2 separate regions of the Homo sapiens genome follow, and region 2 is linked to region 1. A link is an interaction called in ENCODE POLR2A ChIA-PET data of the cell type or tissue named here. Cell type or tissue: Caco-2. All regions are shown on one strand.

Region 1 (2,500 bases):
AAACCAAAGAGAACTAACAGCAATAATGGCAATAATATGAACAATATTAACAATAGTAGGCTGTGCACGGTGGCTCACGCCTATGATCCCAGCACTTTGGCAGGCCGAGGCAGGCAGATAATGAGGTCAGGAGTTCAAGACCAGCCTGGCCAACATAGTAAAACCCTGTCTCTACTAAAAATACAAAAAATTAGTTGGGTGTGGTGGCAGGCAACTATAATCCCAGCTACTCTGGAGGCTGAGGTAGGAGAATCACTTGAACCCGGGAGGCGGAGGTTGCAGTGAGCCAAGATCGTGCCATTACTCTCCAGCCCAGGCAACAGTATGAGACTCCGTCTTGAAAAAAAAAAGAAAAAGAAAAAGAAAATAGTAGACAACAGTTATTAAGCACATATTATACTCCAGGCACTGTGTTAAGCACTTTTAGGTACTTTATCTCATTGAGATTATAGGTGTGAGCCACTGTGCCCAGCCTATCCTGTGCTTTCTAAGGACTGAAAAAATAACTGATGTATTCTAGAAATATTTCCAAAAGAGTGGAAAGAAAAGGAGTTTTCTGGTTAAGATTTAATTTATCAAATAATTCAATTAACAAGAAACTTCGTGTATCCTGAAAATTATGATATATCTCAGTTATGATTAGAAAGTGAAATTAGTCCTTAAATTTCCTGCAGACTCTGCTTAATTTTCTTTAGTCTCTAGACAAGTCTCTGCATAACTGAACCCTGTAGAGTTTTCCCAAAACAGTATTTATCTAGGTAGCCCACATTCCAAGAACTGTGCAGTTTCTATAATTACTTGGAAAACTTCATAAGGCAAAAGTTGCGCAAATCCTTGGCACATCTCTCAGACAAGTCAAATAGTGTTGGCTACCAGTTCTAATTTGGTTACATTTCCAGTTAAACTAGAAATTTGAAGTTCAAGTACTTAACAATCTGCTGGGTATTATATAACAACTTTTTTTTTTTTTTTTGAGACAGTCTCACTCTGTCCCCCAGGCTGGAGTGCAGTGGCATGATCTTGGCTCACCGCAACCTCTGCCTCCTGGGTTCAAGTGATTCTTCTGCCTCAGCCTCTCAAGTAGCTGAGAATACAGGCGTGAGCCGCTGTGCCCGGCCTATAATGACATTTGATTGGTTATAAATAATAGAAAGTGTTTCTCTTGGCTGGGCTCGGTGGCTCACACCTGTAATGCCAGCACTTTGGGAAGCTGAGACAGGAGGATTGCTGGAGCTCAGGAAGGAGATCAAGGCTGCAGTGAACTGTGATTGCGCCACTGCACTCCAGCCTGGGCAGAGTAAGACTCTTCCTCAAAAAAAGAAAAACAGGTAGGGAGAAAGCAGTGGTTCACGTCTGTAATCCCAGCACTTTGGGAGGCCAACACGGGTGGATCATCTGAGCTCAGGAGTTTGAGACCAGCCTGGGCTACCTAGTGAGACCCTGTCTCTACAAAAAATACAAAAATAAGCCAGGTATCCTAGTGAGTGCCTGTAGTCCCAGCTACTACTCCAAAGGCTGACGTGGGAGGATTGCTTGGATCCTGGGGGTCCGAGCTGCAGTGAGCCGAGATAATGCCACTGCACTCCAACCTGGGTGATAGTGAAACACCATTTCAAAATAACAAAATAAAACAAAACAAAACAAAGTAACTTCCTTGACTTTTGTCCTTTCAATTTTGCACAACCTCGGTTATTCATTATATACTTCCATTTTTTTTTTTTTTTTTGAGATGGAGTCTCGCTCTGTCCCCAGGCTAGAGTGCAGTGGCGCAATCTTAGCTCACTGCAACCTCTGCCTCCTGGGTTCAAGCAATTCTCCTGCCTCAGCCTCACAAGTAGCTGGGACTACAGGCGCGTGCCACCACACCAAGCTAATTTTTGTATTTTTAGTAGAGGTGGGGTTTCACCATGTTGGCCAGGATGGTCTCAATCTCTTGACCGCATGATCTGCTCACCTCGGCCTCCCAAAATGCTGGGATTACAGGCATGAGCCACTGCACCCGGCATTTTTTTTTTTTTTTTTTGAGACGGAGTCTGGCCCTGTTGTCCAGGCTGGAGTGCAGTGGCGCCATCTCGGCTCACTGCAACGTCCTCCTCCGGGTTTCAAGCGATTCTACTGCCTCAGCCTTCCAAGTAGCTGGGACTACAGGCGCACGCCACCACACCTAGCTGATTTCTGTATTTTTAGTATAGATGGGTTTCATCATGTTGGCCAGGCTGGTCTTGAACTTCTGACCTCAGGTAATCCGCCTGCCTAGGCCTCCCAAAGTGCTGGGGTTACAGGCATGAGAGTCTGGGCCCAGCCTATACTTCCATTCTTCTTCTTCTTCTTTTTTTTTTCAGAGACGCAGTTTTGCTCTGTCACCCAGGCTGGAGTGCAGTGGTGTGATCCCGGCTCATTGCAACCTCTGCCTCCTGGGTTCAAGCAATTCTCCTGCCTCAGCCTCCCAAGTAGCTGTAACTACAGGCGCCTGCCATCACATCCGGCTAATTTTTTGTAT
Region 2 (2,500 bases), 480 kb after region 1:
GCTATAGACATAGTTTTCTAAACATCCATAATATTATGGATGGATATTGTTTGAAGTTTCTCCCCTAAGAGTGAGCTTCAGTGGTTTAGGTATGTTTTCTTTTTGCTTTTTGTTGTGGAAGATTTCAAGCATGTAATTAAAGATAACAGTACAATGAATCTCCGTGTGCCCATCATCTTGTTTCAACAGTTATCTACGTGGCCAGTCCTCCTTCCCAACTACCACCATGCTGATTATTTATAATTTCATCCATAAATACTTTATCATGTATCTCTAAAAGATAATTTTGTTTTTCTTTGAGACAGGGCCTTGCTCTGTGGCCCAGGCTGGAGTGCAGTGGCCCGATCTTGGCTCACTGCAACCTCCGCCTCCTGGGCTCAGGTGATCCTCCCACCTCAGCCTCCTGAATAGTTGGGACTACAGGCAAGCGCCACCATGCCCAGCTATTTTTTAAAATTTTTTTAGTAGAAATGGGGTTTCGCCATGTTGCCCAGGCTGGTAGCCCACAATAGTTGTGCTTCAACCAGTATCTATTGGTTGAAGAAACCAGTTTGTTTATTGGCTAGAAATTATCACAGTCTAGGCCAGGCACAGTGGCTCATGCCTGTAATCCCAGCACTTTCGGAGGCTGAGGCGGGTGGATCGCTTAAGGCCAGGAGTTCGAGACCAGCCTGGCCAACATGGAAAAACCCCGTCTCTACCAAAAATACAAAAATTAGCCAGGTATGGTGGTGTGCGCCTGTAATCCCAGCTGCTTGGGAGTTTGCGGCACGAGAATCACTTGAACCTGGTAGGTGGATGTTGCAGTGAGACGAGATGGTGCCACTGCACTCCAGCCAGGGTGACAGAGCAAGACTGTCTCAAAAAAAAGAAATTTTTCAGTCTAGATTTTGCTGGTTCAGTTCCTTGGAGTTTTTCAACTTATTCTTTATTTAATGTAAATTGGTAGTTAGATCTAAAGGTACAGGTCCAATCAGATTTAGGCTTGATTTTTTTTTTATAAGAATATTTGTTAAGTGGTTTTATACCCCTCCATATTCTTAACATAAATATATCTCCTGTTAAACTGGGATTTTTTTTTTAAATAAAAGGGTTCCTTGCAATAGGACTTAGAAAAATTTATATTTATTTAAGCATATAGAAAAATTTATATTTATTTAAGCATATATGGAGTAAATTGACTTTCACAGCCAGTTCTATGGCCTGAATTATTGGGAGTAAAAATGTGCATTCATAATGACAATGCAAAATCATATATTTGCTTGAAATCACAGAAGACCTTGAATTTTCTGAAAATTGTGTTGATACTCATAGTTAATGGTTAACTCTTATGAGTTAGTCACATGGTAAACAATGACAAAGCATTAAATGAGCTGCTCTTCTGATTGTAGCAAGTTTAATGGCAATTTCCATTTTACTTTATTTACTTAAGTGTACTTATGAGGCAGGGCGTGGTAACTTACTCCTATAATCCCAGCACTTTAGGAGGAGGAGCAGGGAGGATTGCCTGAGCCTGGGAGGTCAAGGTTGTAGTGAGCTGTTACGCAACTGCACTCCAGCCTGGGGAACAGAGCGAAACCCTGTATGAAAAAATAAAATAGGCCAGGTGTGGTGGCTTGTGCGTGTAATCCCAGAACTTTGGGAGGCCAAGGCAGGTGGATTACCTGAGGTCAGGAGTTCAAGACCATCCTAGCCAACATGGTGAAACCCCATCTCTACTAAAAATACAAAATTAGCCCAGTGTGGTGGTGCATGCCTGTAATCCCAGCTACTTGGGAGGCTGAGGCAGGAGAACTGCTTGAACCCAGGAGACGGAAGTCGCAGTGAGCCGAGATCATACCACTGCACTCCAGCCTGGGTGACAGAAAGAGGCTCTGTCTCAAAAAAAAATAAAATAAAATAAAATAAATGGGCTGGGCATGGTGGCTCACTCCTATAATCCCAGCACTTTGGGAAGCTGAGATGGGAGGATTGTTTGAGCCCAGGAATGTGAGACCAGCCTGGACAACCCAGTGAAACCCCAAAACCCCATCTCTGCCAAAAAAAGATACAAAAATTAGCCAGGCCTCATGGCTCCTGTGGTCCTAGCTACTTGGGAGGCTGAGATGGGAGGATCATTTGAGCCCAGGAGGCGGAGGCTGCAGTGAGCTGAGATTGCACCACTGCACTCCAGCCTGGGTGACAGAGTGAGACCCTGTCCCTATTTAAAAAATGAGATGTGCACTTATGGCCTTTGGTATATGATCCTTAACTTGTCTACAAAGGTAATTTGAGCACAACCTAGACCTTTAAATTACAATATTACCATGCCCTTTAACAAATGTAATTCTATACTATTAGGTTATCTCATATCACTGGCAAGCTATATGTACAATTCCTTTTCTTTTTTCTTTTTAGCCAGGACTAAAAGAAGTGGTAGAATCCTGTCGAGGAAAAAATCTTTTTTTTTCTACCAATATTGATGATGCCATCAAAGAAGCTGATCTTGTATTTATTTCTG

The links. ChIA-PET counts read pairs that join two places held together with the same protein. Peaks named below come from ENCODE experiments on the same cell type or tissue, not always from the same donor. Only the 100,000 strongest peaks of a DNase experiment are listed, where the experiment ranks them.
Region 2: POLR2A ChIA-PET joins it to region 1 with 6 read pairs; 4 of 35 experiments call an interaction of 5 or more read pairs at or near these places.

Annotation. Positions count from the first base shown.
Region 1 is chr4:39,989,808-39,992,307 of GRCh38, reverse strand. No RefSeq gene overlaps it. Among named protein-coding and RNA genes, the nearest start is that of PDS5A, 13 kb to the right of the region's middle. RefSeq lists an enhancer at 1,646-2,343. In Caco-2, no CTCF peak of the experiment used is centred here; no DNase peak of the experiment used is centred here.
Region 2 is chr4:39,514,082-39,516,581 of GRCh38, reverse strand. UGDH (UDP-glucose 6-dehydrogenase) reads left to right here. Exons shown (of 12, transcript NM_003359.4): 3 at 2,398-2,499. Among named protein-coding and RNA genes, the nearest start is that of UGDH, 12 kb to the left of the region's middle. RefSeq lists cis regulatory regions at 1,313-1,326, 1,354-1,364 and enhancers at 1,248-1,392, 1,287-1,431, 1,279-1,573. In Caco-2, no CTCF peak of the experiment used is centred here; a DNase peak (open chromatin) is centred at 1,511.